Regions from separate parts of the Homo sapiens genome. Here regions 1, 2 and 3 are each linked to region 4. Evidence: chromatin loops called from intact Hi-C (ENCODE). Cell type or tissue: PC-9. All regions are shown on one strand. Links, peaks and the distances in the headings refer to the core of each region. The heading gives the core; the rest is flanking DNA.

Region 1 (7,968 bases), core at 496-5,495, 460 kb before region 4:
AGTTAAGCATTGAACACCTCCTCTTCATCCCCAGACAGATGCCTTCTCCTAACATTCCTGGGTCCTAAGCAATTACTTTCTAAGATTTTCTCTCCTGCAAAGAACGACTGTATGTTCAACTGCTTCCTACTCTTTCTAATTCATGGCCCCATAGCCATCTCCAACTCAGTTCAGTGGTCAAGCTGAATTCACCATTTTCTCCCCAAGAACCTGCTCTGTTCTTCACGTAGGCTCTCTCTCGGTAAAGACCAACATCGCTCACCTATTTGCCTTAAAAGCCCGACCATGGTTTCCTGCATCTGATAAGTCACCTATTCTGTTCTATCTGCTGTCTCTGCCCCTTTCTCCTCAATGCACTATTGTTGCCGGAGTTTAGGTCAGGGTTTCTCAATTTTGGTCTGATTGACATTTTTAGACCAGATAATTATTTGTTGGGGGGTGGGAGGGTGGTGCTGCCCTGTGCCCTGCAGGATGCTCAGCGACACCCCGTCCTCTCTACCTACCACAGGTGTCAGTAACAACCTCCCCCACCAACCCCCAGATATTGCCAAATGTCCACTAGAGGGCAACATTGCTCCCTCTTTTTTTTTTTTTTTTTTTTTGAGATGGAATTTTGCTCTTGTTGCCCAGGCTGGAGTCCAGTGACGCGATCTCGGCTCACTGCAACCTCTGCCTCCCGGGTTCAAGCGATTCTCCTGCCTCAGCCTCCCAAGTACCTGGGTTTACAGGCGCTCACCACCATGCCCGGCTAATTTTTTATATTTTTACCATGTTGACCAGGCTTGGTCTCAAACTCCCGACCTCAGGTGATCCACCCGCCTCGCCCTCCCAAAGTGCTGGGATTACAGGAGTGAGCCACTGCACCCGGCCAATCGCTCCCTCTTGAGAGCCACCATTGTAAGCCCTCATCATCTCTTAATTACTGCCGCAGCCTCCAAATTGCTCTCGCTGTTTCACTACTCACCCTCACATGCTTCTAATGAATCCTACTGGCTTATATCTGATTATATCTCTTTCCTACTCACAGCTCTTCAATGGGTCCCTACTGCTTGAAGTTTCAGGTCTACTTTTCTTGGTGTGCTTATAAGAAGTTGCTTTACACCTGTCTCTTCTTTTTTTTTTCTTTTATTTATTTATTTATTTTTTATTATTATACTTTAAGTTTTAGGGTACATGTGCACAATGTGCAGGTTAGTTACATATGTATACATGTGCCATGCTGGTGCGCTGCACCCACTAACTCGTCATCTAGCATTAGGTATATCTCCCAATGCTATCCCTCCCCCCTCCCCCCACCCCACAACAGTCCCCAGAGTGTGATATTCCCCTTCCTGTGTCCATGTGTTCTCATTGTTCAATTCCCACCTATGAGTGAGAATATGTGGTGTTTGTTCTCTCTTCTTATTCATACCTTTCTCTCTTCTTTAGGTTTATTTTGCCTCCCTTCTCCTCACCTTATATTCCAACTTCTTAACTTACCTCAAGCTCCCTGAATGTAACACTTTCAAAAGAATTCCCTAATCCGATTCTGAATTAAGTGTTTCTCTGGATGCTCCCATTATATTCTACGCTTTCTTTTATTCCTCACATTAATCCATCAGCAGGTGCAGCTGGTCTACCTCCAAATTGTATCTCAAATCTTCCATCTCTTTTTACCTTCTCTATTACTACTCCAGTCCAAGACCACATGTTAGCTAAAGTAATCTTCTGTATCCTGTAACTCTCCAGGACTGGAGGAGATATGTGTGTGTGTGTGTGTGTGTGTGTGTGTGTGTGTGTGTGTGTGTGTGTGTGTTGGGGTGTGGGGACTACATGACTTTCCACTAGTTAGAATACAATTCGCATTTCCCAATCAGCCTGTGGAATCCGACTCCTGCCGCCTCCACGTCCTCTACTGAAGCCACTCTCCCTCTTGTCTGCCATATTCCAGATGCTCTGGCTTTCTTTGTTTCTTGGTGACTCCAAACATCTTATTGTCTCTGGGCCTTTGCAGCTTGTCCTCTGCCTGGAATACTCTCCTCCAGACATTTATCCTAGTGGACTTCTAATTTATTAGGTTTCAGCTCACATGCCACTTGTTTGGCGAGGCCTCACAATTTGCCGCTCCTACCCTTTCACTCCAGAATCAGTTGTCTTGTTCCATTTTCCACACATCATTGGTCACCGTGTGAAAAATCTCTCGATTATTTATTTATTTTTTACTTTTTTGGGATCTGTTTCCTTCCACTAGAATGTAAGCTCCAGAAGAGCAGGGCATCTTATCTTCTTGGTCACTACTGTATTTTCAGTGCTCAGAAAAGCCACTGACATGTGGCAAGAGTTCTATTTTCTTTGATGAGTAAATGTGTAAATGGATGAAGCCTTTCTCTGTCTAAAATGCCTCTCCCTAAAGAAATTGATCTTTTAAAGCTTTTTTTCAAATGCCATCTCCTCAAAGAAGCCTTTTTGGATTGCTTTTTGATATCCCTCAAACCACGCATTTGCTGCTAAGGATTCTTACCAAAACTTGCCTTGTGGTTTAATTAGTTGGGTCCTTGTATTATTTCTCCAATTTGACTTCAAGCTCCTTGAAAATAGGAATTATATCCTACTAGTGTGCATTCCCCATAGGCGGTCTTTAACACAGTGCCTGCGCACAGTAAGTTAAATAAATAACTATTTTATGAATTGAAAACAAAGCCCCTTTCATGCAAGAGCTTGTAATAAAAAATGTTTACAAAAAGGCAACTAAAAGGACTAGATATACTAAATAACAGAAAATTAAGTTGCTGCCACATCTAAATAAAAAGCCCAAGTACTACTTTACAAATATAAGGAAAACAATCTTTTTTTTTTTTTTCAAGACAGAGTCTCACTCTGTTGCCCAGGTTGGAGTGCAGTGGTGCGATCTCGGGTTACAGCAACCTCCACCTCCTGGATTCAAGTGATTCTCCTGCCTCAGCCTCCCCAGTAGCTGGGATTACAGGCATATGCCACCATGCCTGGCTAATTTTTGTAATTTTAGTAGAGACGGGGTTTCGCCATGTTGGCCAGGCTGGTTTCGAACCCCTGACCTCAGGTGATCTGCCCGCCTCGGCCTCCCCAAGTGCTAGGATTACAGGACTGAGCCACCGTGCCCGGCCAAGGAAAACAATCCTGATACTTAACAAATCGACACACATACAAAGCTTTCACATCTGTTGACCACAAGAAATGATTGTAATCTTGTTTCTCATTAAGGGAAAGAAATTCAAGAGCTGGAACCAATATATATGAAGCTTCGAACATCCTTGCATCCTTAAAAGGATGTTGCTAAATACTCCTTGAGAACTGAGACCCTTTAAAGTAATTCATAATAAGCATGAGAATCGGCCAGCTCTAATGACTTGTTCATAGGTAGGCATTTTTTTTTTCTGAGATTCAATCTGCAAAAAGACGTCTAGGCCAGGAACTCCCAAACTCTGCTGCTGCACGTTAGAATCACCTGGGGAGCTCTTAAAACTCCTGAAACACAGATGTTAGTAGTTTGTAACGATCAATAGATGATCTCCACGTGTAGCAAAGAATGATTCACAGCCTGGGCTAATTTAGCTGAGGAAAAAGTTCTGGTCATTTCCCACTGTGGCCACTAGATGCCGCTACGGCCTGAAGACTGGAGAGGTTTTCTAGTACTTTTCCATCAGAGGAAGGGACGCTGGCGTTGATGTTTCCTATTACAAAGGAGCAAAGAGAACTTACTTTGTGTTAGCTTATTTTGAGAGAACAATACCTTGGAAAAGGGAGTTTGGATACTGAATGATGAAATAGATTAAATGTCTGCTGAATTGAATACTAGAATAGTGAGGTAATATTTCAATAATTTTATCTTCACTGTCTACCCATTGACATAGGTTCCTTAGTTTAAAAAAAAATGCTTTGATGGAATGCTAACATTTTGGAGATGGAAAATACCAGGATATAAAGTAATGATAGGGGAAGGCAATTGTTTGCTGCTCCCTTGAGGTTTTCAGGACTCTGTGCTCTGGTCCTTTTGTCAGGGCCTTTCTTTCTTTTTCTTCTTCTTCTTTTTTTTTTTTTTTTTTTTTTTTAAGACAGAGTCTCACTCTTGTCGCCCAGGTTACAGTGTGGTGGAGTGATCTCAGCTCACTGCAACTGCAGCCTCCACCTCCTGGGTTCAAGCGATTCCCCTGCCTCAGGCTCCCGAGCAGCTGGGATTACAGGTGCGTGCCACCACGCCAGGCTAATTTTTGTATTTTTAGTAGAGATGGGGTTTCACCATGTTGGCCAGGCTGGTCTCCAACTCCTGACCTCAGGTGATCCACCCACCTAGGCCTCCAAAAGTGCAGGGATTATAGGCGTGAGCCACCACGCCCAGCCAGGGCCATTTTTTCTATGCCTGGCTATCGTCTTTGCTTCTAGGTCTGAGCTTATAGAAGTCTTCCTTGATTCCCTGCTACAAAACATATACTGTTCTCTTCTTACAGCGTATTTACTAGCTGTTCTGTCCAAGCTCCTCATAGTCCAGGACCTTGTTCTGTTCACCCTTCTACCCCTAGGGCCTATCTAGCAGAGTTTCCAAGGCAGATAATAATAGCTCTTCTGTACAATAAAAGGTCACAATAGGTCTTTTGTAAAATATGTGAAAGAATGGCTTAGGGAATGTGGGGAAACACTTTGTAAGTTAGATTTGATGGTGAAAAGTATATGAGAAAAACGCATTATTTTTAAATAGTTTCTGATGAAATTGGATTCAACTTAGGAACCTAACAAGGAAAACTGGATAGAATGCCAGTTTTAAGAATAGAATTTCATAGCTTCATCAATACTTAGGGCTGGAGAAGATTTGGAGGTCATCCAGTTAAGCCTCTGCTACGATGTTTTAGATTCCATTTCAGCGTTCCATGCTAAGCAGTTGCCTGGGCTTTGATTGGAGCCATCCAATCAGTGCTTCCAAAGCAGACAATTCTGCCAAACTGTGGTGACTATTTGAAAGTTATTCCTTGTGTGGAGCCCAAATTTTCCCTCCAGGGCTTCTACCCATTGGTCTTAATTCATACCGCTGCAGCTCCACAGGTGGAGACTATGACATCTGCCCACGGGCTTCCAAAACGATGAGATCATGGTCTCCTCCTAGCTAAGTGTCCTCAGCTAGTTTGCATATAATAATATTGAAATACTTAATGTAATAACAGTAATAAGTAATAATAATCTTTTAGGTTTCCTTGCCCTCTTTCAAATACGTTTCATAAATGATTCAATACTATTTCTTATGATTTGCGAGAAAACAAATCCGTCTTCTGGGTGACCAATAAAAAGTGATTCCTCCCTGATGCCACAGAGTTGTTTTGGTTTTTGTTTTTGTTTTGAGACAGAGTCTTGCCCTGTTGCCCAGGCTGAAGTGCAGTGGTGCGATCTCGGCTTACTGCAATTTACGCCTCCCAGGTTCAAGCGATTCTCCTGCCTCAGCTTCCCGAGTAACTGGAACTACAGGCGCATGCCACCACATCCAGCTAATTTTGTATTTTTAGTAGAGATGGGGTTTCAGCATGTTGATCAGGCTGGTCTCGAACTCCCGACCTCAAGTGATCTGCCCACCTCGGCCTCCCAAAGTTCTGGGGTTATAGGAGTGAGCCACCACGCCCAGCCTTACAATTTGTTAATAAGCTCAAGACAGATTAGTGACTATCAAATATCATTGACACAGCTATTTCTACAAACATCTTCACTTACTAGAACATATCTGATTAAGAACTGCCTTTACCCTCTTCTTTTCCTCAGACGAAGCAATTTAAAGGACTTCTCAGATAAAGCAGTTCATGAAGCAAGCCTAATTGGCTTTCTGGGCGGGTGAGAAACTCACCAATTCTCTATAAAGTGGGTCCAAGGTGAACCACAGAGCCACAGCACACCTCTTTCCCTTGGTGACTGCCTTCACCCCATGAGGGTTCTCTCCTCCAGATGAGAAGCTGATCATGCGCCCACATTTTGGTTTTATAGAGGCCTGAGAAAGAAAGCAAAAATTAGACTTTCAATTGTTGTATCATAAACATTTCCACAACTCCTGCTTCTCTGGCTATGAGATTATTTGAGTTAAGGCCTGAGGCGAAGAATAAAGGAATCCTGGGATTGAAGATGATGTAAATTATCTCAATTTTCTCACCCGTAAAACAAAGGTAAGGTCAAAATAATATATACCTCAGAAAATAAAAAGATGTTCAAGTAAAACGTGTAGCAAAGTCCACATACATAGTAATCATTCAATACATGCTATATATATGATAGCCTGCAAATTCAAAGAAGGCAAAGTTTTCCTCTCATAATTCATTTCTGTAGCTTTTGCACTAGCAAAGCATCCGGATACAAGGTAGGTGTCCATTCCATACTTGTGTAATTAACAAACAAACAAACAGGACATCTGCAGTGCTGGAAAAGTTGTTATTGATCTAGGTAGTGGTTACATGAGCGTATACGCTTTCTAATTTTTAAATTGTACATTCATGGTTTATGTGCTTTTCACAATACAAACATTTTTAAAAGTCATAATTCTGTATGATATTTCATTTCCTTTACACTATTGTTTCCCAGTGGTCGTTTAGGCATTGTTTGAACATCTCTAGTGGTGAGAACACGACACCCCTTGGAGTGGCCTATTCGCCATCACCCTTAAGTGTTTTAAGACTGACACAGTCCTTCGCAGCTTATGCACTGCTCAGGTGGAGCTGTCCACAGCGTTTAGGTAGAAGAGTGTAGTGAGAGAAAAAGAAATACTGCTGGGCTCACTGAGCCAGGGTAGAAGATCAAACAAGCTGCCTCTTCAAATTGAATGAGCTTAAGCAACTGAATATTAGAGGCCTTGCTTCTGTGTTTAAAGAAGTGTCTCATGTGAGTAGAATCCATTTTGTCTTTCTTGGGAAATACAGAAACTTTATTCATTCCTCTGTATAGTTCAGAAAAGTAAAGTAAAACCAAAAAAAAGTGGCACTAGCCATTTTACTAGGTGAGAACATGGACTGGTTCTCACTAGCCATTTTCTGAATTGACTTGAGTTGACATATGCCCGTAAATCTTTGGTTTCCTTCTGCATAAAATGAGCTGGCTGGTTTTTCACTGCTAGCTTCAGGAAGAATATTTGAAAAATTTCCTAAAGTCCTTGGTTGCTACATAACATAGGTACTCCCGGACTACGTGACTACATATGGAAGGTAAGAGGTAGGTGGAGGAGTCGGAAAGCCAGAGAGACAGGTGGGTGCATATGTGTTTATGTGGGCATGTGTGTGTGTTTATGTCTGTGTGAGTCTGCATGTGTGTGTATATGTGACTTGTGTGTGAGTGTTAAAGGGAAGAGCAGAAAAAAAGCAGTCAGTTTCTTTTTACTCTTCTACTCACAATAACTGAAGAGTGATTTGTCTTTGCTGGAATTGCTTTTCCTAAACAGCTTTACCAAGGCAACTGTTCTGATGTAAATCTAGAGAGTTCACGAGTTAGTCGTGTCCTCAGTATCAATGTGATTCTGTTTTTCTGGAGAAGGAATTTGTACATTTCCACATAGAAGCAGCAAAATAAGTGAAAGGTAAAACCTGTGAAGTAGGATAGAAAAGACTTCTGAGGCCGGGCGTGGTGGCTCACGCCTATAATCCCAGCACTTTAGGAGGCCAAGGCAGGTGGATCACCTGAGGTCAGGAGTTTGAGACCAGCCTGGCCAACATGGTGAAACCCCGTCTCTACTAAAAATACAAAAATTAGCCAGATGTGTTGGTGGGTGCCTGTGATCCCAGCTACTCAGGAGGCTGAGGCAGGAGAATCGCTTGAACCTGGGAGACGGAAGTTGCAGTGAGCTGAGATCGTGCTACTGCACTCCAGTCTGGGTGACAGAAAAAAAAAAAAAGAAAGAAAGAAAAGAAAGAAGAGAGGGAGAGAAAGAAAGAAAAAGAGAGAGAGAAAGAAAGAAAAGAAAGAAAGAAAGAAAGAGAAAGAAGGAAAGAAAGGAAG
Region 2 (7,968 bases), core at 1,200-6,199, 200 kb before region 4:
GAGAGATGCAGGCCAGCAATCACTCAGTGCATTCAGCCCAGGATGGAGGGTTTGTGCTGTGGGCCCAAGCCAGGGCTTCCTTGTCTGGTGACAAGCTGTGTGTGTGTGTGTGTGTGTGTGTGTGCATGTGCGTGTGTGTCGGGGGGGGTGGGGTGAGACCTATGGGAGACAGACTAGCCTCCTTTCCTTGGGTCAACTTGCAGCTTGGAGTTATGGAGAAGACACTTAGGATCTTTGCTTTTTCCTTAATCTGAGAGTGGCAAAGGCAGTTCCATTGCAGAGGCCGTGGTAGAGAGGCTTTCAGTTGTCCCTAGAGGCTCTGTTCAGGGAACTGCTGAGTTGTTAGTGGCTCAATAGTTCTGACATGGGGTGGCTGGAGGCCCAGAACTGTAGGACTTGCCTGCGGATGAGATATGGCAAAGGGCACCCATGTAATAGTCTGGCCACTTTTCTGCAGGGCTGCTGCAATATGCTTGCGACCTGCTCAAGTCCCTAGTCACCCTGGATTTTCCAGGACCTGGAGGTGTCACTAGTGAAGGCTGTGAAACAGCAAAGATGGCAGCCTGTTCCTCCTTCTGCAAGCTTTGTCCCAGGGAAACACGGACCTGTTGCTGACCCAGAGGTACCTGTAGGAAGTAGCTGGAGGCCCTGGTTGAGAGGTCCCTCCCAGTGAGAGGGAATAAGGTTGGGACCACTTAAAAAAGCAGTCTGCCCACATTTTGGTAGAGCATCTTTGCTGTGCTGGGGATTCACTTCAGCTTCTGGTTGCCTCAGACACTCCGAAGCCCAAAGGCTAGAATGGGCAAATCACCAAAATAGCAAAGATCGTGGCCCACCCCTACCTCTGGGAGCATTGTCCTAGGCGGAATTCAGGTTGCTGTAAGCTGGAGAGCTTGGGTAGGGGTGGCTGGAGGCCCCAGTTGGGAGGCCCTGTCCAGCAACGAGGAATAGGACCAGACACCTGCTTAAAGCAGCAGTCTGGCCACATTTTGGTAGCACAGCAGTGCTGTGCTGTGCTGAGGGATCCCTTTCTCCCTGGGTTGGCTCAGACTCTCCAAAGCCAGAAGGCTGGAATGGCTAAGGCACCCAAACATCAAAGGTGGCAGCTGTCCCTCCTGCTGGGAGATCCTTCTTAGGGAGGTGCAACACTGCTACCAGTAGTTGGCTAGAATTCCAAGCCAGTGGGTCTTATCTTCTGAGGTGCCCTAAAGTGTGTCCTGTGAGCTGCTGCTGCTCAGCTCCTTCCTAGGGGTATGTACAGGAGTCTAATATCCTACTTTGCCAGAGCTGCAGCTATTTTTGCAGGAAAGCCCAAGTATCTAAAGCTCCCGGGTCTCCACACATGCCTGGGTGGCTGCTCTGCTGAGACTCCCAGTAGCTCTGTCCGTCAGACTGAAGACTGAAGGCCCTGGTGGAATGAGTGTCCAAGGGGATCTCCTGACCAGAGGGTTGCAAAAATCTGTGAGAGAAGCATGGTTTCCTGGTTGCTGCTTCCCTGGGCAGGGGAAGAGCCCTTGGCTCTGTGTTGCTCCAAGGTGGGCCATTGTCCTGTCTTGCTTTTCTTCATTCTCTGTGGGTCAAGTTGTTTTTGTGATTAATCCCAGTGCAAGTACCTGGATGTTTCAGTTGAAGGTGTTGTGTTTATTCGCCCTTTCTGTTCCTCTCCGTGAGAGCCACACACACTAGCTGCTTCCAGTAGGCCACCTTGGCCACTCCCCCTAAATTACTAACATGCATTAATTTATTTAATTTTATATAAACTCTATTTGCAATCATATTTTACAGATTAAGAAACAGAATTTGTCAATTTAAGTAGCTTACCTGAATTTGTGCAGTTCAGAAATGAAAGAGCCAGTGTTCAAGCCTTAATGTTTCTTGCTACAGAATCTATGCTCTCAACTTTCTACAGGTATGACCATGAAAATATTAACTGTGATTATTTCCAATTGCTCATTGTCCCAGCAAGCTTTGTCCCAGGGAGGTACAGACCTGTTGTTTGAACTTTGCTGAGTTTATTTCTTCATGAATTTATTTATTCACTCATCAGCAGTTACTCAATTCAATTCATAAATCTAAAAACAATTATTTGGGTTTTTACCATGTTCAGTGTTGATACCAGGTAGTGTGTATTTTTGTACACATAGCTAGTTTATTATACCCCTCCTCATTCCAGTGAAAATTAGGGACAGCCAAAAATAAATAAATAAATAAATAAAAATAAGAAAGAAAAGAAATATGTGGCACTTGTCCTCAAGTAGATCACAGTATGGATATAAACTCAATAATTATCATATATAAATTTTAAAAGGACCTTAAAGATGTACAAGTGAAATGTGTTTGGCATACAGAATAGAAAAAGAGCACTTCTTGGCTCTGAAAAGCAGAGAAACATTGATGGAAGGGATGTAACTTACCCAAGCCTTGACGTGTCATCATAATTTTTAGAGGCCGAAATGCCAGGAAAACATTTCAGGCATTCTTATGCAGTACTAAGGGGATTGATTCTTGAACCGCAAATCTTCCAGCTCTATGTCAATGTGATCCCTGAACCTCAGCCACTGATTTGCATTCAAGTGAGTCTGAGGTCCTTTTTTCTGTCTTGGTTTTGACATCGATCCAATTGAGAGGAGAGCAATGCTTTAATTCTACTCTATTAGAAGGATTAACTAATAAAAATGGCTTCATAAGATGTATATTCTATAAAAGACATTATTTTGTTGTAAATATTTATGGTTATTATCTATTTTCAACCCAGCTAATCTACTTAAGGACAAAAGTCACATATTTCAGCATAGCTGAAAATAGACTCCAAAGTAGTCATAGCAAAATTGGATTTTAATATGACCCGTGGAGTGTGTGGTCTTGTTAAATTTTTATTACCATGTCTCAACTATAGAGGGTCCTTAATGTAGCTCTTAAAAATAAAATCTGTAGTAATTTTACAGAACTCCAATATTTACAAGCTAAGTAGTTCGTCTCATTATTCAGAGCAGAGTGGAACACATTTTCATGGAAGAATATAGTTCTCTCAGCTTTGTTCCACGGCCTGACCTGTCACTTAGGAACCAACTGCCACTTGAAAGACCTCAGTGAAAACGAGGTGGAAGATAATCTTTCCACCAATAGATGGAGCCACATGAACCCAATTTTAAAATAATTTACTAAATTATCTAATCTCAAATCATCACTCAAGCAGATACATCTTTTTCTTGTTTTGTTTCCCCTTTTTCCCTCCCTCCTTCCTTCCTTCCTCCCTCCCTCCCTTCATCCCTCCCTCCCTCTCTCTCTTTCTTTCTTCTTTCTTCTTTCCTTCTTTCTTTTCTTCCTTTCTTTCCCAAGAAGACAATTTCTCTCTATCATTTTTTGTCATTTATTTTTCTTTCATTGTTTTCTTTCTCATCTGTTCATATTTTTCTTTTCTCCTTTCTTAATTAAAAAATCACATAAATATGTGTTCTTTTACTACCAAATTGTCAGAATCAGAATTTTATATTTTGAGGTGTTTTTGGTGATGTTCTAGTCTAGTCCCTTCTGCATGTGTTACTAGGACCAAAGTCTTAGAGATTTCAGGGTCCTACAAAAATCTTGCTTTCGAATATGACTAGGTATATAGCTGGAACCTTGAAAAAATTATTTTTCTTTCTCTCCTTTTTACAGAATAAGTTGTCTGCTTTCTGCCCCATCAAGAGAGTGTTTTCCTCTCCATAATGAGAATACTAAACATCATAGCACTATTCCTCAATGCTAATTATCTCACAAGCTGTTCACCTTCTTCCCTCAAAGAAAAAATAATAATTTGAGGGTAGGGTTGTAATGATTGTAATTCAATTATTTGCTCCACAGATACTTTTTAAGCACATTCGAGGTACAAGCAATTCATGTTGGGCATTTGTCTTTAACAGTTTTTTCTTCTAGTAGCTATTAAAGTAGCAGCAGCATAAGTAGTGAGCTGATACCACTGAGAAATGTGATAGGAACAAACGGTAGCTAAAGGAATTAGAGAAAATAAAAAGAAATCTACATACTTAGACTAAAAAGAGGGAGGGCATTAGAAAATGGCCTTTGTCATTTAAGCTGTCTAGACTTTAGGATCCCAATATCACTTAAGTCTTGGCCTTACTTACCTGAAATGTGTCACTTTAGTTTCCTAGAGAAGTCAGAATACAAAAAAGAAAAATACCTGAATTGACATCCTGAGGGTTCATATTGCAAAAGATATTGCATATGTATTTATGCAAATTATTGTGGAAGTAGAACACATTGTCTTTGTTCTTGAGGAACATTAAAGTGAAGGTGGAACCAACCCTATTGGAAAGACATAAGGACCCAAAGATTCTCCTGGAAACACAGCACACAGCCTTATACAATTGTGGTTGCCCTGAGATAGACTCAATTTATACACTCAAGTTAAATACCTTTATGGAAGGCTAGTTATGGGAGGTGACTCACGGCGTTCAGGAAAAAAAGGGTTCAACTCATTGACAGCAAAGACTAATAATGAATTTGAATGGAAAGTCCAGAGTTTGCATGGGCAGCGCCCTGTGCTAAAGTGAAGGACCATAGCTCAGCTCTAGAGACGAATCAGCTACTCATTTACGAAGGAAGGTAAATCATGTTTCTAGCCAGAGTATAGGGTAAGAGTTGGGACAACACGAGGCAAAATGTTTTGAACAAAGTAATGAAGGTAAGAGGAATTAATGTTTTATAATGACTTAAGTAGCAATTTGAAATCCTACAAAAAAAACTTTCCTGTTACATTTTATTACAGAAATTTTAAAACCTACACCAAAGTAAAGCAATATAATGAGCCTCTCTGTGCCTCTTACCTTCTGATAAATTTCAATATTTTACCCAATATTTGAATGGGTATCATTGCCACTAAACATAGGAATTATTTAGGCTTCTGCTGACGATGTGTAATTGAACAGATTATCTACAGGAATCATTTGAAAGGTATATTTTTAAGCCAGGATGGGTTTAAACATTCCAGGCAAGTCAGATCAGTTCTGCTTTCAAATTGGCTCCCCACAGACCAGAAGCAGGAACATAGTGAGAGTCAGGTTTTTGATATGAATGTCTTGCCAAAGGAGCTGACAGGAAGTAGAAAAGCACCCATTGGGTAGTTCCTCTCACTGGCACAGATAGAAATATCATTTAAGTATAACTAAAGAAACCATACACTTCCAACAATAGTGGCTGGCTTGTAAGCATGTTTCATATACTGAAAATGGAAATAGAACTCTACCGGATGCTGCACTGGATATTTCACCCATGCTATTTTATTTAAATCTCACAAAATCCACTGGAGGAAACTATTGTTTTCCCATAGTACACATAAGTTAACTGAGGCATAGATCTGTTAATTCACTTATTCATGCCACACAACCGGCAGTCATGGATCTAGGGCTGCAATCAGTTCGGTCTGATTTCCAAGTGTGTTTGTTTCTCCACATAATCAGGAAATTAGACAGAAAAACCAGGTCTTACTTTACATCACGCTGCCCAGGGACCCAATGTCAGAATGACTTCTAGGAGTGATTAAATGGACAATGCCAAGCAGTTTAGGGTGTTCTGATATTCAGAAGATGAATATGCAGTCCAGATAGGCAATTATCTTCTTCCTCAAGAAGGTGGACTGGGGCACAATTAGAAGTTTGTGCCATTTTTACCTCACCACTTAATGTGCTTCTTTATCTTTTGTGTTTGGTTTATATTTTCCATCAATTTTCTAATAAGGTGTCAACTTGGTGGTGAAAATGAATTTGTCCATGCATCGGTCAACATAGAACAAGCCCCAGAAAGGTGGTCCCAGATAGTGACAGAAGCAGTTCCTGGACCGGAAGACCTAGTGAACTGGACAGGTTCAACCAGGAGCAACCTAAAGGCTGGGGAATGAGGACAGCTAAGGCTGTGGCTCCATTCTCAGCTGGACTTTTCCTTGGTTGGTCTTCATTCACGTTGCCTATTATGAGGATGGCTTCCTCGTGAACTCCAAGCAGCTCCAAACAGGAAACCTGGTTTCCTCAAAATGTGGTTTGTTTACAAGTGGTGATATACGCGATTTTACATGTACATGGATAAGTTAAAAATAGTGTGGATATTGCATTGGAAAACACATAAAACATGCCTGAGCAAGATACTAATTGCCAAATAAGGATAAATTGGAAGACAAGGAGAGGAATGATGGGGACGTGCGTGTGGAAAGATGGAGAATGAAACTAGAAAAGCTAATATCACAAGGTGGCAGCCCATATGCAAGTGGCGTTTCATGGAACTTCTTCAATATGTAAGTGAAATATCTGAGGTCTGGAGAAGACAATTACCCAGGATCACACAAGAAGTTAGTTATAGGGCAATGACTAGAACTTGAGGCTTTGCTTCATAATTGAGTGACTTTTTAAAAATTCAGCTTCTCCCTTCTCCTTAAAAAAGAAATATTTTGTTACATACAGGTAATGCTGTACACTTTCAACATTATTCAAACCTTTATTTATATATTATTTGTTGTTTTCAATTTGATTCAGAAAAAATTTGTCTGGAAGATGTTTCATTTCATTTGAAAGAGTGCATAAATAGATCCAAATGATTAAAACCAGTTTAAAAAAATTAGTTCATGTAAGTAAAATATTTTTGAAAGAAAAAAGGTGAGGCTTTGACAGAGAGACAATGCTGTTTAATGATAAGAGGAGAGCAAAGTATCACAGGGACTCAGATAAATCCTGGTCCTCTCCAATCCACAGAAAGACTTTAAACAATGTACTTAGATTCTTGGGGTCTTGGTTTCTATAACACTGGGACAAGAATAAACTTCTTGTCAGATGTAGATCAATATTACCAATATGTATATCAATATTACCAATATGTATATCAATATTACCAATACAATCAAAATTACCAATACAGCTGCTGACACTCCATAGTTATTCAACATGTGACAGCTATTGTTATGTGTGTGATGGTGGCTCATTTATAGTAAGAGAGAGGAGAGAAAAGCTATGGAATGGTCTCAAGACCAAGAATGGGAAGCATCTGATGTGGTACCCACAGAAAGTGGGTAAGTAGGAAGGGATGGGTGAGTTTGGGTTTTTAGAATCACTTCCAGAGGAGGTGGTAGGCATGTATGTTCTCCTTATATTGGGATTCTCAGTCTGAGAAATGAATCATTTTTATTCTTTCGGGGTATTAACTTAAGATTTCTGAGGAATATTGAGAATTTAAAAGGAAAATTCTTAGGCCAAAACCTAAATCCTAGTATCTGACTTTCATGCACCTAGTGTTGACAGCTTGTAGTGAACATTTTCAGCATCTGGATTATATCTTATTGCAGCATATTCTAGAACTTTTATCTTTTCCACATTGAGAAAATCAGTTTTTAATAGTATTGTTTCATGTGTCTATATTTCTTTGTATAGCAGAACATAGAAATGCAAATTGCTTTTGAGGGGAGAAAATACATTTATGACTGATGCTACAAGCAGACTCCTCTCATTTAATGTACATTATTTTTAAAATAAATACAAATACCTTCTTTACACAGATACAGCTCTTATGAGTTTGCAAAATAATTTCACGCATATTTCATTCACTTTTCATAACAGTACTGTGATGTAGGTACTACTATTCTCATTTTCTAGATGAGGCAACAAAAGCTCAGAGTTTAAGTGGTTTGGGTAACATGGCTAACAAGTAGTTGATCCAGATCATCTGACTCCAAATGAAATGTACTTTTTACTCTGCATCTTTTTTTTTCTCATTTCAATCATTCAATGTAAAATGAAACTGAAACATGTTTGCTCCTGTCCACAAGGAATTCCCAATTTCATAGGTCATGAAACACACACACACACACAGTCGAGTGAAACATGAACAGGGAACTAGATTGAGATCACTATGAGTGGAAGTGGTCAGGGACATATTGTAGAGTACGGAAGAAGAAAGGTAAGAATATTTTTAGAGAGTAGAAAATCA
Region 3 (7,968 bases), core at 1,842-6,841, 79 kb before region 4:
TCTAGAGGATGATGGCCCTCTTTTCACAGTTCGACTAGGTGGTGCCCCAGTAGGGACTCTATGTGGGGGCTCCAACCCCACATTTCTCTTCCACACTGCCCTAGCAGAGGTTCTCTATAAGGACCCCACCCCTGTAGCAAACTTCTGCCTGGATATCAAGGTGTTTCCATACATCCTCTGAAATCTAGGCAGAGGCTCCCAAATCCCAAGTCTTGACTTCTGTGCACTTGCAGGCTCAACACCAGGTGGAAGCTGCCAAGGTTTGGGAATTGCACCCTCTGAAGTCATGGCCTGAGCTCTATGTTGGCCCCTTTCAGCCATGGCTGGAGCAGCTGGGATGCAGGGTACCAAGTCCCTAGGCTGCACACAGCAGAGGAACCCTGGGCCTGGCCCACTAAACAATTTTTTTCCTCCTAGGCCTCCAGGTCTGTGATGGGAGGGGCTGCCACAAAGGTCTCTCACATGCCCTGGAGATATTTTTTTCCATTGACTTGGTGATTAATATTCGGCTTCTCATTAGTTATGCAAATTTCTATAGCCGGCTTGGATTTCTCCCCGCAGAATGAGATTTTCTTTTCTATTGCATTGTCAGGCTGCAGATTTTCTGAACTTTGATGCTCTGTTTCCCTTTTAAAACTGAATGCATTTAACAGCACTCAAGTCACCTCTTGAATGCTTTGCTGCTTAAAAATTTCTTTCACCGGATACCCCAAATCATCTCTCTCAAGTTCAAAGATCCACAAATCTCTAGGGCAGGGACAAAATGCTGCCAGTCTCTTTGCTAAAACATAACAAGAGTCACCTTTGCTCCAGTTCCCCAAAAGGTCCTTATTTCCATCTGAAACCACCTGAGCCTGGACTTTATTTTCCATATCACTATCAGCATTTTTGGCAAAGCCATTCAAGAAATCTCCAGGAAGTTCCAAACTTTCTCACATCTTCCTGTCTTCTTCTGAGCCCTCCAAACTGTTCCAAACTCTGCCTGTTACACAGTTCCAAAGTCGCTTCCACATTTTCAGGTATCTTTTCAGGAGCACCCCACTCTGCTGGTACCAATTTACTGTATTAGTTCATTTTCATGCTGCTGATAAGGACATACCTGAGACTGGGCAATTTACAAAAGAAAGAGGTTTATTGGACTTACAGTTCCACATGGCTGGGGATGCATCACAATTATGGCAGAAGGTGAAAGGCACATCTCACATGGTGGTAGAATTTGGTAAAGTTGCAAGATATAAAATCAACATACAAAAATCTGTGGGATTTATATATGCAAATAATGACCTAGGTGAAACAGAAAGCAAAAAGACAATCTGATTTACAATAGCATAAAAATTGAAATTCTTAGGAATAAATTTAACCAAAGAGGTGAAAGACCTGTCCCCTGAAAACTATAAGACATTAATGAAAGAAATTGAAAAGGATACAAAGCTATAGTAAACAAAACAGCATGGTACTGGCATAAAAGAGGCATGTCAGCCAGTGGAACAGAAGGGAGAGTCCCAAAATAAATCCAAACATTTACAGTTAACTAATTTTCACCATAGATACCAACATGATGCAATGGGAAAAAGATAGTGTTTTCAATAAATGGTGCTCAGAAAACTGGATTTTCACATGCAAAAGAAATACATTGGACCCTTCCAGCACACACAAAAATTAATTTAGAATGGATTAAAGACTTAAACATAAGAAATGAAGCCATAAAACTCCTGGAAAAAAACATAGGGGAAAAACTCCTTGACATTGGCCTTGGCAATGATTTCTTGAATATCACACCAGAAGTTTAAGCTACAAAAGCAAAAGTAAATAAGTATGACTATATCAAATCAAAAAGCTTTTGCATAGCAAAGAAAACAATCAACAAAATGAAAAGACAACCTACGGATTGGAAAAAATATTTGCAAATCATGTATCAGAGAAAGGGTTAATATAAAAGATTTATAAAGATCTCATCCAACTCAATAGTGAGAAAACTTATAACCCACTTATAACTGGGTAAGGACTGAAATACGTATTTCTCCAAAGATGACATAAAAGTTGCCAACAAGTGTATGAAAAAGAGCTCAACATTACTAATAATCAGGAAAATAGATCATAAGCAACTATAAGATACCACCTCACGCCTGTTAGGATAGCTGGTATCAAAAAGACAAGAGATAAAAAATGTTGATCAGGGTGTGGAAGAAAGGGAAGCCTTGTACACTTTTGGGAATGTAGATTGGTACAGCCATAAAAAAAGTATAGAAGTTCCTAAAGAAATTAAAAATATAGCTACTATATGATCCAGCAATATCTCTTTTGGGTATATACTCAAAGGAGATAAAATCACCACCTCGTAAAGATATCTGCACTCTCATATTCATTGCAGCATTGTTCATACAATACCTAAGATACAGAAACAACCTAGGTGTACATCAGTGGATGAATGGATAAAAAATCTATAGTGTATATATACAAAGAAATATTATTCAGCCTTAAGTACAAAGAGATTCTGCCATTTGCCACGACATATATGAATCTGAAGGGCATTATGCTACGTGAAGTAAGTCAGACACAGAAAGAAAAATATCACATGACTTCACTTATATATGGAATCTTAAAAAAATGGCAGGGGAGTCAAATCAATAAAAAGAGATAGAAAATAAAACAGTGGTTATCAGAGTTCAGGTCTGGGGGAGAAAATGGGAAGATACAGGCCAGAGGATACAAAGTAGCAACGTAGGATGAACAAGTTGAAAGATCTAATGTACAAATAGAGACTACAGTAAATAATAATGTACTGTAGTCAAGATTTTTGCTACATGGGTAGATTGTATCTTCACATGTGATAGGGCGAATAATGAATAAATATGTAAGATGATGGATTTGCTATTTTGTTTCACTGCAGCAATCATTTTACTATATACATGTATCATAACATCATGTTGTATAACTTAAATGTGCACAATACATTTTTTAATGAAATGAAATATAAAAAATATAAAAAATAATTTTGAAAAACGCTTTGAAAGCACGTATGAAGAATAGCCATCATTATAAAACACAGAGCTTCCAAATTTCTGTAACTAAATAACACCTTCAGAGAAATTGCTTATATTACCTAAACATCTCTGAATAACTTCTTAAAATTCCCAGAAAAGCCATATGTGGATTTTTATGCATGCACCTCCAAGAAGCTTTAATTATCTTAATCATATTCACTACTGGTATTAAAAGTACTACAGATAAATTGCTATTAAATATTATTTAAACAGTCATTAATATTTGATAGATTTAATGTGTATATAAACTGTTCTTAATTTTCATATAAGTATTATAGAGTAGTGAATAATGTATATTATATATAATTCATAATTATACATAGTACATACTGTATTACATACTATGTATTCTGTAAATGCATTTGTATAAATGTGAAAATATATTAAATGTTAAAATTATATATGTATGTATACTTTTAGTCGACACTTTTATTTTGGCAAAACATTAAGAATTAAATCACTAAATTTTCCTTGTCTTCCATAAAAAAGTAGCATAAGGAAAGCTGTGGAAATAAAAAAAAAAACTAAGGATTCCAGATAATCATGTGATTAGGTTATAGAATAAAGGAGGATAAATGTCTGGAGAAAGAGTTGCAAAAATTAGGCCAAGCTGTAAAAGGGGGTCTTCTTGCTCATGCTAGGAATTTGGTTGGGATTTAGGGACACATTGAATATTGGCAGAGAAGGGTCAGGTAGCTGTATTTTCACACAGATCGATTCAGAGGAAATAATTCTATTTACCCAGAAGTGTAAATAAATGAATAAGATCAGACTTTTACTTAGAAGAGTATGGGGAAAATAGACAAAATTCAGAGACAGAGGAAGAGTTAAGCTAATACCAATGTTAACACTGAAATTTGTAGATTTAAAGGGTAAAGTAATTTGACTAAAGACACCCCTCTCCACCTAACACACACACAGTGCTGCTAGTGAACTCTGTATTAAGCTACAGTTTAAGTTCCTGGTTCTTGTTGTCTTACCAGCTTTGATAGTAACCAGGGAGATAGCTGGCAAGAGCTTCTAGGGGCAGGCAGGCAGGATTTTGGCTCGGATGGATACTACCAGATAAAAGGTCTTTCACAACCTCTTTGTTCATTTTGTGATATTTCTCAGTTTAGGGACTTTCTCTTCTCCTCTTCATATCACACACCCACTGCACCTCAGGAATTTGACTTCTCCTCCCTTAGTTACACATTCTCTCACTGCACTTATGGAATTTGAGTTACTTCCTATCAGGTTTGAATCACCCTATTTGGCAATCCTGGAATTATTTGAAAATGCTCTCATCTCATCACTATTATTTTTCCTCTGTAAACAAGCCTCGTGTTTTTCCAGAGCCTCTTCTTTCAGTTGTGTTAATCTCATATTTATTTTTTACAGGCCTAGCTCCGTCTCTCTTTATCATAAGCAGCATAATGCTCTCTAGAAAGACTCTTTGATGAGGAAAAGGAATTCTGGTTCTAGTTTTGCCACTGATAGGTGTTCAGCTTTGTTTAAATGCTTTACCTCACTGGGCTTCCAGTTATTCATTCGTGAAATACAGGAAGAGGCTAAAATAAACACACTTTGGCAGCTTTCCTTCCTTCTCATAAAATTCTGACTTTCAGTTTGTCCCAGGTAATCTGCCAGTCTATCCATCTGTCCCCTCCTTTAAACTAACAACTGTATGTTTATTACTGTATTGATTACATTGTATTGAAATAATCTTATTCATTTATTTATGTAATATATATAATATTTATTGAGGTAGTGCTGAGCATATGCCAGGGACTGGACTAAACCCAAATAACAAGACTCTTGTAACCAGTCCTTTTAGGTCTTACAGTGTAAGTGACAATACACATGAACATTCAGAAGTGTGATGGAAGTAGCCAAGGATAGAACTGAAGCGTCCTATGGCACGTAAGACAGAGGGATCTTCCTTAACCAGGAAGGAACTCCCTTAAAGAAGGAATTTACACCGAGACCGAAGGAAAGAAACAGAAAAGAAAGTGTTTTAGCAGAGGGAACCACATGTTAGAATGCCTGGAGGTGAGAGAGAATAAAAATTCAAAAGAAGTTCTGTTTGCTTAGGGAAGGAAAAAAAAACTGAAGGAAAAAGAAGTACCATGTAGAGATGTGGGTGTGTGACCAGATTTTGCTACAGGGAATTTTGAACTGTTTTAAAGTTTTGGTCTCTATTCTATGAACAATAAAAATCCTCCGGCAATTTTAAGCAGGATAGTGACCCAGTCATATTTGCGTTTTAACAGTTTTGATCTAGATTCATAATGATGCTGAAATTAAAATAATAACTAAATTTTATTTTATGCTTACTATAGCCAAAACTGTACATTCTTTATGTAAGTTGTCCTAGTATTCTTTACAACAACTATACTAGTTTCTTAGGGATGTGGCAACAAATTACCACAAACTAGGTGGCTTAAAAGAAATTCATTCTCTCATTTTTCTGGAGCCCAGACGTCTGAGATCAGGATACCAGTAAGGTCATAGGCTTTGTCTGAAGGGGATCTTGGGAAGTATCCTTCCCTGCCTTCTCCTAGCTTGTAGTGGTTACTCACAATCCCTGGTGTTGCTTGGCTTGCAGATCCATCACCCCAGCCTCTGCCTTTCCACATGACATTCTCCCCTGTGTCTCCCATTGCCTTCCCTCTGCCCATGTTTCTGTGTCCAAATTGTTCTCTCCTTATAAGGACATCAGTTATTGTATGGCTCACCCTAATCCAGTATTACCTTATTACTTCCGAAAAGCTCCTATTTCCAAATAAGTTCACACGCCGAGGTTTGGGCGGGGGGACACTTTGGAGAACACTATTATTATTTTGGAGGATACTCTTTATCCTCATGCTGTAACTGTAAGATGTTTGCCTAACTGGAGAGGTGAGTGAGGAAACTGAGGCACTATGAAGTTTAAAAATATGTCCAAGGTCACAAAGCTAATATGTGGCAGAGACGATTGACAGAGAGACCAGCTAGGAAACGATTGCAGAGCCATGATGATGGTGGCAATGGGGATGGCAACGTATAGATGATTCTGATAAATATTTTTAGAGTAGACTCAATAACATTTGTTAATAATTTTGATGTGATGAGAAAGTAGGGAGGAGTCAAGAAAAACTACCAGTTTTTCTGGGTAGACCTCCTATTTATAGTGCTAGAAAACACTGGACAAAAGGATAGTTTTAGAGAGAAAGGAGAAAAATTCAGAGATGCCAGTGCTGAGTTTGAAGTGCCCAAGGAACATATAGTTATAAATGGATATAACGATCTGGCACTCAAAAGAAAGGTCTGTGTTAGACCATCAGAAAATTGTAGCATTCATTCATCATTACTAAATACTTATGAGTGTCTGCCACATGTCAATTATTATCTTAGGTATCAAGGACACAGTTGTGAATAAGATAGGCAAGTTCCTGCCCTCATGGAAATGTCATTCTTGATGGGGGAGACAGATAATAAACAACAAAGATAAATAAGACAATTTCAACTAGGCATGTCTGCTGTGTAGACAATAAAAAGAGGTGATATGAAAGTCAATGATTGGTACAGATTACCTTCTTCAGTTTGGAGGATGAAAGTAGGTTTCTCTGAAGTGGCGACAAGTGAGCTGAGACCTGCATGATATGAGGTGATTTCAGGGATCTAAGTGCACAAAAGCCCAGAAGCAGTGATGATCTTGTAGTTTGTAAGGAACAGAAAAAAAGGTCTGTGGCTGGAGCATAGGGAACCTAGTGGTGGTACAGGGCGAGGAATCGGTAGAAGATGAGACCATGGGCTGGGCGCGGTGGCTCACATCTGTAATCCCAGCATTTTGAGAGGCCAAGGCAGGTGGATCACGAGGTCAGGAGATTGTGACCATCCTGGTTAACAAGGTGAAACCCCGTCTCTACTGAAAATACAAAAAAAAAAAAAAAAAAATTAGCTGGCACGGTGGCACTTGCCTGTAATCCCAGCTACTCGGGCGGCTGAGGCAGGAGAATTGCTTGAATCTGGGAGGCGGAGCTTGCAGTGAGCTGAGATGGTGCCACTACACTCCAGCCTGGCGACAGAGCAAGACTCCGTCTCAAAAAAAAAAAAAAAAAAGAATAAATCAAAAAAAAAAAAAAAAGATGAGACCACAATGTCAAGGAAGACAGCAAGACTGCAATGTGTGTGTGTGTGTGTGTGTGTGTGTGTGGTGTGTGTCTTTGGAAGATTATGTTTCTTACAAAGATATACACACCCACACTGATTTTTGTTTCATTTAAAGCCATGGGAATAGAAGATATTGCTTAGAGAGACTGTGCAGAGTGAAGGAAAGCAAAAGCCTACAACACAGGCCTGCAGTCACTTAAGTCTCATGGATAAATGTGGTCAGACCAGAAGAAAGAAAACAATATGCTTTCATGTCTGTTTATCCCATTAAAATAAAAACTATGCCCCCATTGCCAAGCAAACCTTCTTTTATGAAATTGTGTCAATAAATATTTAAAGAATTCATTTTTTAAGTTTTAAGGTCAGGGGTACATGTGCAGGTCTGTTACACAGGTAAACTTGTGTCATGGGGGTTTGTTGTACAGATTATTTCATCACCCAGGTACTAAGCCTAGTACCCATTAGTTATTTTTCCTGATCCTCTTTCTCTTACCTCCCTCCACCCTCCAAAAGACCCCAGTGTGTGTTGTTTCCCACTATGTGGCCATGTGTTCTCATCATTTAGCTCCCACTTATAAGTGAGAACATGTGATGTCTGGTTTTCTGTTTCTGTGTTAGTTTGCTAAAGATAATGGTCTTTAGCTCCATCCATGTCTCTGCAAAGGACATAATCTCATTCTTTTTCATGGCTGCGTAATATACCAGCGTGTATATGTACCACATTTTCTTTATCCAGTCTGTCATTGATGGGCATTAAGGTTGATGAATCGATATCAGATAGATGAAAGGA
Region 4 (7,968 bases), core at 1,301-6,300:
AATAAATTTAAGAGATCTACTATATAGCAAGATGACTAGAGTTAATTATTCATTGATATTTGTTCTATATGACCTTCTTCTTTTTGATAGCTACATAGTTCATTGTACCAATGTACATTGTACCAATTTGTCTAAAATGTCCCTTTAAGCATCATCGCTATTGATAGATTTTGCTACTATAAACAATGTTTCAGAGAATATACTTTTAGAAACATCTTTGCCTTCTTACAGCACTCTAGCTGTAGAATTAATATCTGTGTCTGAAAGTAGAAATGTTGACAGCATGTTAATATCCATCAAAATTTTAGATACACGTAGCCAAATTGGCCTTCAAAAAAGGCTGCACTATGTTATACATCCACTAACACTGTATAAAAGAGCTTGCTTCCCCATACTCTTGCCAAAACAAGATATTAACCATCTTTAATACTGCCAATCTTATGGATAAACAATAGTATTACGTTGTTGTTTTGATATGCGTTTATCTAATTAAATTGAGCACAATGGAGCCAATTGAGCAACTTTTTCTATTTTCACTAATTGTTTGGATGTGTATTTCTGAAAATGGGGAATTATAAAGATATTATTCTTGTTCTTAGTTCATCCTATGTTGTGTCTCCAATTTGGTAGCATATATTAATGAATTTCTCAAAGGGTGACATACTTACTACAAATGGCACTTGAAACATATTTAGGTAGTACATGGAATATTTTTATTTTGTAGCCATTATTAATATTTATGTGGACTTGGAAAAAAGCCACTTTTCCATTTGTAATATAATTTAAAGATTCAATTTAAAAAACATTTCAGTTTGAAACTAATTTGGCTTTAAAATACATTAAATAAAATAAGTAGAAATGCTTTTCCGTTTGTATGTGAGTATCTGAATTTCGGTACATGCTGGGTTAATCAATGTATTATTCTCACCATTAAATATACTCTAAGCAGGAGGAAAGATAGTTTATTAAGTTTCATTGCTTATGCAAAGCATAGCCATAATAGTATCAGAGTTAGCAAGTATAAATAGAATAGTATAGTATCAGAGTTAGCAAGTATAAATTGATATATGTTAACATTCAATGTATAGGCTTTATCCACAACCAAAAAATAAGTAAAAATATTTGTTTATTTAAAACATCTTAGAAGTCATATCATTCCACTCATAAGAACTTCATTATAGTTATATAATAAAGACTTTATCAACATAGCCACAATACAGTATCACATTCAACAAGATTAACAATTAACAATTCCTTAATATGAATTTTCTCAATGTTTATTTTGTTGCAGTAGTCTGTAAGATCTCCATTTCAATTGGATCCAAAATTCAACAATGAAAATGGTTCACACTTTGGGGTTGATGTCATGCCTAAGTACTGTAATTTTAATTTCTGTAGCTTTTATTTGCATCAGGGCTTGGGAGATTTTTGAAAGATGTGAAATACTATAAGATTTCTTTTGCAGAAATTAGACTGCCTTCACAAAACCAGCAGGTTAAATATTTGTTGACGATAATTGGGGGAAAAAAACAAAATTGGAGTTGAAAAGAAAAATAGAAGCAAAAATCAAGTAAAGGGGATGCTTTGTAAGGAAGACTTTATATTTAATAAAGTACAGATGAAGTGAGACTAAGCAAAGTAACCTTGATCCCTTTCATTGTCATCCTAAGTCAGCTAGAAAAAATAGATAGAAAATAGTTATTAAAATCATCAAATTTTTCTGCTGTTTTCTAAATTAGGTTATTGTGTGCAAAGTTAAGCCCATGTAACTAAGCGAATTGGGAAAAGGGATTGAGGAATCCTTTAGTTTCAAATGGTAGTTTTCCTTTTTCTAAATTAAAATAAATATTTTACTGTGTGTTTTTTAAAAAGCTATTGAATGGGAAGTATTGATTAGAGGAGGGTGTTAGAGAGGATCTCTGTAGGAGAAAGGGAAATCTTCAAATTCTGTAAATAGGAACCATGTAAGTTAATTTAGTTAATATAGCAGAAACTGAAGCAGTCAATAAACCTTGCTAAAAGGAGAAAAAATAAAGATGGAAGAAATTTTGCATTATGGGAGATACTTAACATTCCAGCAATGCTTTGCCACTCTTAAGAGATTGGCATTACATCTCTTACTTCAACTGTCTTCACATAGCATTAATGTAGTTTTTGACCATGTCACAGGTGGCAAAGTACTCCACAGAATATTAGATAAGCATGCAATTGTCCACTGATTATTTCTAATAAATATCTAGGCTTTTTAAAAATTATTTTGCACCTTTCAAAACAAGATAATAGCTCTAGTCCTTCTAAATGTAGAAGACAATTAGTAGTACCCAAGACTCTTCTAACATTATAAGTTTACCTGGATTTAGGTATATAAAAGAGAGAATAATCTAAGTTGATATGACTTCATTTTGTATGGCCAGTTTTCCTACCTTATGGACAAAAGTTGGCTTTTTTTTAAATATAAAGAGAGACATTATTACATTAATTATTAGAAAAAGTGAACTCATATTACTTTTTCTCATTATGTCCCAAAACAGATTTTCCAAAAAGGAAACCCTCCCAAACAAACATAATAGTAAAATTAAGCAACCTGCATTCATCAACAGTGTCAGTAATTCTGAGCAATGCCATTTTTATCTTAATAATATAAAAATCTAGCATTTTGATTGATACAGATTATTTTTTCATGAGTTAGATCGCAAGCATAAATTGGCATAATTTCAGAGAATAAATATTTTCCAAATGCACAAATACAAATTTCATTTTGTTTATTATTAACCTATTCCATTTTGTAAAGCAGGCATTACTTTTATTTCATTTTCAGAGAACTATAGCTAGTTCTGTGAAAAACAAAAATGGTACTTTTTATCGCATCTAATATTAAACATTCAAAAATGCCTGCATAGGATTATTTTGTACAAAATCACAAAGCAAAATGAATTTGAAAGTAAAAGATTCCCTTGGAATGTATAGTCTATTTCTTTTCTTCTTTTTTTTTTTTTTTAGATCACTCTCAACAGAGTGGTTTTATAGCCAACACATTTTCATTATTTCATTTTCTCTTACACAATTTTGAAGAATTTCACATTTTGCCTTAAATATAATATTCTGGGAGAGTTTCATTTTATTGTCCACATGAATGCTATTTTAACTCTATCCCAGCTCTATTTCATTTTTGTGAAAGATATTGAATTTTAAAGTTGTCTCTTATAAAGTTGTGGTGCTAATGTAAATGAAACAAATTTGGAACTACAAAACTGAAAATTAAAAAGGAACTTGCAGTCAGGTAAAAATGATATAGGTTAGATCTATAAGGCCAGTGTTGTAGATATTGCGTACCACGTGGGCATTATATGCACAAATTAGCCTACCTTTGTAGACACCTCAAACTCATAGGCCTCATCCTCAGAAAGATGGTTTCTATTTCAAATTTTCTACATTCTGATGCCAGGCATCTCACCTGATGCTCAGCTTTCTTGTGAAAGAAACTAGATACCTTTTTGCAAATGTGAACCTCATTATTATTTCATTCTGCTAGGGTCTGTCAAAAATTTGATATCAGTAGTAACTCAGCTTCATAGTTTCTTCTAGCCATTAAATCCAAGCTAGCTAATGGGCTGGAATCATAGATTGGCTTTCATGCCCTCTGGTGGATGCTCAAAGAAATTGCTACAATCATTAGTAAAAAGAAAAAAAAACAACCCTCATTTTAAAAAACAAACATTCTCAGCCTGGCGCGGTGGCTCTGCCTGTAATACCAGGGAGGCCGATGTGGGCGGATGACCTGAGGTCAGGAGTTCGAGACCAACCTGGCCAACATGGCGAAACCCCATCTCTACTAAAAATACCAAAAAAAAAAAGTTAGCCAGACGTTGTGGCGGGTGCAGAGTCTGAGGGAGGCGAATTGCTTCAACCTACCTGGAAGGTGGAGGTTGCAGTGCACTGCAGCCTGGGCGACAGAGTGAGACTCTGTCTCCGAAAATAAATAAATAAATAACATTCTTTAACATGGGAAGAAAAAAAATTCAATCCTATTACAAACACAGAAATAAACCAATCAACCAACCAACACCAAACAGGTATTTTGTTTGAAGTGTACTGACTCATAAACGCAATTAACTTTAAAATAAATTCCAATTACTTCAACTCCGACTTTCACTACTGTCTTAGGCAAATTAGCTGATAAATCATTAGCTCTGTTTCTAGATGTGCTTACGCTTTTCTATGGGTTAATTATAACCACTGCCTGCTCTGTAAATGGAATGGGGTGTAACATACGTAGCTCATAGGATACAAACAAAAACTTTTTCTTAGAGTCACTCATTTGAGATCAATATAGTTATATTGATCATTCTCTGATGTTTACTTATTATAGTCACTTTTAAAGTTAGAAGATCATAGTGGAAAAATGCCTGAAATAGGAACTGAAAGATGTCAATACCTAGTCTCTAGTTTTGTTTCTTACACTAATTAGCTATACAACTTGGGCAAGTCAAATCGTCTTCCAGGGTCCACACTTTCTCATCTATTAAATGAAAGCAGACACACATGCATAGATAGGTAGATAGATAGATAGATGATAGATAGATAGATAGATAGATACCTTTTTGTCTACTTTTTAAAACAGAATTTGTGAGCTTTTCAACTATAAAAGTATATATATACTTTTGAAGTCTAATTGAACATTAGAAAATCAAGAAACATAAAAAATAAAATCATCTGTAGCCCCATTACGTGAAGATATGTTTTACATTTTTTACTTCTTTATAGTATGACTTCCTTTGTTGGCTTGGAATTACAAGCTATAACACTGCCAAATCATGTACTTGTTTAATTTTATATTTCTTTCTATTTAAGTAATAAATGAACTTAATTTTAAAAGTCAAGTAGTACTATAAAATCGAAATAGAAATCAGTACTTTTCTGTCATACCTAAGCCACACATTATCTCCGAGTCCAATTTCTTGAGACAACAATTTTCAACTCTTTAAGTATTTTGTTACAAATATTTATTATCCAATTCTAAAATGATGTGTTTTGGCACCATTTGGTTTTAATTTATTAATACTTTATTTATTTAATAAATTAATAAATAATAAATTATTAATAAATAATAATAATTAAATTTTCACAATCTGAGATTAGCATTTAGGTTTCTTACTGTATCCTGCCACCTTCCTTCACAAACCTTTTCCCTTTGCCTATATTGTTAATATAAATAATATATATTTAAAATATTAATTTAAACATTTTAATCAATTTAAGTATTAATTATTTACATTATTCATAGCTTAACCATTTATAACAGTACTAATTATTTTTAATTTTCATAGCTTAACCATTTTATAGTTAATCCAATTTTTGTTTTTCATGGATTTAATAAATGCCTTGTTTTTTTCACTTCCCCTGTTTTCCACTTACTACTAATTTAACATTAAAGCTACATATATATTTTTCTTTAATCATTCCTCCTATTTCCTGTAGCTCATTGCTGTTATGTTCTGATTGGAACTGGCTCTTCTTCGGGCTGCTGCAATGCTGTCTTCCTATAGATTAGCTTCACTATCATTTTCAGAATTCTCTTCACTTCTTTTGCCTCTAATTCTAGGACATTTCTGGATTGCCGTAGCAAATATTAGCTTAATCATTCTATTTCTTCCCTGACGCTTAGCAAAGCAGAGAAACTCAAAATCTCAGTGAATCATGACAACCATCTGTGTCCATCTCATTCATCTTTCCAAGTACTAAAATCTTCTGATTAACTTTCTTCTTACTGTCATCTTACTTCTGTCTCTGTGAATTAAAAACAGTTTAATTTCTTTCCTATAATCTTAGTAGGTTTCTGAAGAGAGTAGATGTCTTCATTCTACCATGTTCAACTTGAAGTTAGGAATAGCCGGTTCACAAAATTGTCATTAGAATAAAATCTGATAGCGTATATGAAAGCAGTTTGTTCACTATAAAGCCCTACACACACACCAGGGATTATTGCAGTACATAAACACATGCTTCTTCAGATCTTTTTCATCAGCGGATACAAGTGAGATTATGTTAACAGCACTAAGTCAGCTGTCTCTGGCTTTTACTCACCCTCACTTTCGTAAGGTCTTACCCCCATTAAACCCTCATCCAGTTTTTTGGGAATTTCCAGAACTAGGAAACATTACTTTATAACTTAGTTTTAGTATCAGGCAATGATTTCCTTCACTTGTGGATTTATATTCTAGCCCTGGAAGAAACATACCAGACTACCAGTAGAATTCAGCTGTATAGCATAGTAGAAGATGATAAGTGCTACGGAAAAGTGAAAAGTGTTTCTAGTATAAGGAGGTTGAGAGTGTCAGGGTTGGGAGAGGCTGCGATTTAAAGTAGAATAGAAAGGTTGGGCCTAATTGAGAAGGTGACTTTCCAACAAAGAATTCAAGTAGGTGAGTTGGTGAAGCAATGCTGATATCTGGGGGAAGAATGTTGTGGACAAAAATAACTGCAAAATGGGTGTAGGCTAGTACCTGACAGGTTTGAGGACAATGTTTCTGGAACAAATGAATAAAAGGGAAAGTCACAAGAATGGAGATGGGGAAGGAGTACAGATCATATAGAGCCATGTGTCAAGGAATTTGACATTTTCCTTGACTGAGGTGGAGTGCCTCAGTTAGAGTTTAGTTAAAGTAAATGATGCTCCTTACATTGTAAAAAGATTACTCCACATATCAAAAGTTTCTTTACATCACATGTCATTAGGGAATTGCAAATTAAAACAACAATGGAATACCACAGCACACTTATTAGAATGGCCAAAATTCAGAATACTGACAACACCAAATGCTGGTGAGGATGTGGAGCAATGGGAACTCTCGTTCATTGCTGCTAGAACTCCAAAATGGTACAGACACTTTGAAAGATGGGTTAGTGGTTTTGTTGCAAAACTAAACATACAACCCAACAAACATAAGTTACAAACTTATGTCTCCACAAAATCTTGCATATGGATATTGACAGTAGCTTTATGCGTAATTGCCAAAACTTGGAAGCATCCAAGATATCCTTCAGCAGGTGAAGGCATACATAAACTCTGGTAAACCAGACAATGGATTTTATTTAGCCCTGAAAAGAAATGAACTATCAAGCCATGAAAAGACATAGAGGAAACTTACGTGCTAACCTGAAAAGGCTACATACTGTATGATTCCAACTATAGGGCATTCTAAAAATGCAAAGCTGTGGAGAAAATAAAAAGATCAATGGTTGTTTGGATTTAGAAGGGAGGGAAGAATGGATAGATAGGCAGAGCACAGAGGACTTTCAGGGGCGTTGAAATTACTTTGTGTGACACTATAATGGTAGGTACATGTCATTCTAAATTTGTCAGACCTACAGAATGTACAACACCAAGAGTAAATCATAATATAAACTATGGACTTTGGATGATCATGATGTCAGTATAGGCACATCAATTGTAAGAAGTGTATCACTCTGGTGAGAAATGTTGGTAATGGGGGAGGTTATGTAAGTGTCAAAGCAGGGTGTATACAATAAATCTCTCTACCTTCTGCTCAATATTCCTGTGGACCTAAAACTGCTCTAAAACTAGTTTATTAAAAAGGATTACCCTAGCTTCTATGGCTCCAAGTATTTTTTGGCCTGAGCAACAGTTGCAGTTAACTGAGATGGGGAAGGTTTGGATAAAACAGATTTGGAAAAAGAAGATTAGGAAATAAGTTTGGTCAAACTAAATTTTAGATATCTATTGATGTTTATTGTTTTGTTCAACAAATTTGTCAGCTGAAGATCATATGTCATCTGTGATGGATGTTTTTGTCTGTCCCCCTGCTGATGGCCACTGCCAAAATGCCACTTGAAGATGTCTCATTGCTACTTCTGCAGTCCTCATGGGAACAGATACCTATGCCGAAGGTTCTTAGCATGATGCTGCAATAAATGCCAAGCCCTGAGGCTCCAGAGAAACACTATGGA

What was found. Hi-C counts contacts between places; a loop is a spot of excess contacts. Peaks named below come from ENCODE experiments on the same cell type or tissue, not always from the same donor. Only the 100,000 strongest peaks of a DNase experiment are listed, where the experiment ranks them.
Region 1: a loop joins it to region 4, with 8 times the contacts of the local background. A loop is called at or near these places in 48 of 110 quality-filtered maps.
Region 2: a loop joins it to region 4, with 9 times the contacts of the local background. A loop is called at or near these places in 44 of 110 quality-filtered maps.
Region 3: it touches region 4 in a loop (5-fold over the local background); 5 of 110 quality-filtered maps call a loop at or near these places.

What each region holds. Positions count from the first base shown.
Region 1 is chr3:189,958,119-189,966,086 of GRCh38, forward strand. P3H2 (prolyl 3-hydroxylase 2) reads right to left here. Exons shown (of 15, transcript NM_018192.4): 14 at 5,840-5,980. Among named protein-coding and RNA genes, the nearest start is that of MIR944, 130 kb to the left of the region's middle. In PC-9, for the core only: CTCF peaks have their summits at 508, 710 and 3,612 (motif pointing right); a DNase peak (open chromatin) is centred at 3,613.
Region 2 is chr3:190,222,186-190,230,153 of GRCh38, forward strand. No RefSeq gene overlaps it. Among named protein-coding and RNA genes, the nearest start is that of CLDN1, 96 kb to the right of the region's middle. In PC-9, for the core only: a CTCF peak has its summit at 3,145 (motif pointing right); no DNase peak of the experiment used is centred there.
Region 3 is chr3:190,341,145-190,349,112 of GRCh38, forward strand. It overlaps a transcript of CLDN16 not described here. Among named protein-coding and RNA genes, the nearest start is that of CLDN1, 23 kb to the left of the region's middle. In PC-9, for the core only: no CTCF peak of the experiment used is centred there; a DNase peak (open chromatin) is centred at 4,187; H3K4me3 peaks cover 1,862 bases; H3K27ac peaks cover 4,458 bases.
Region 4 is chr3:190,420,927-190,428,894 of GRCh38, forward strand. It overlaps TMEM207 (transmembrane protein 207), which reads right to left. Exons shown (of 5, transcript NM_207316.3): 5 at 7,729-7,968. Among named protein-coding and RNA genes, the nearest start is that of TMEM207, 25 kb to the right of the region's middle. In PC-9, for the core only: CTCF peaks have their summits at 3,615 (motif pointing left) and 3,817; a DNase peak (open chromatin) is centred at 3,695; H3K27ac peaks cover 562 bases.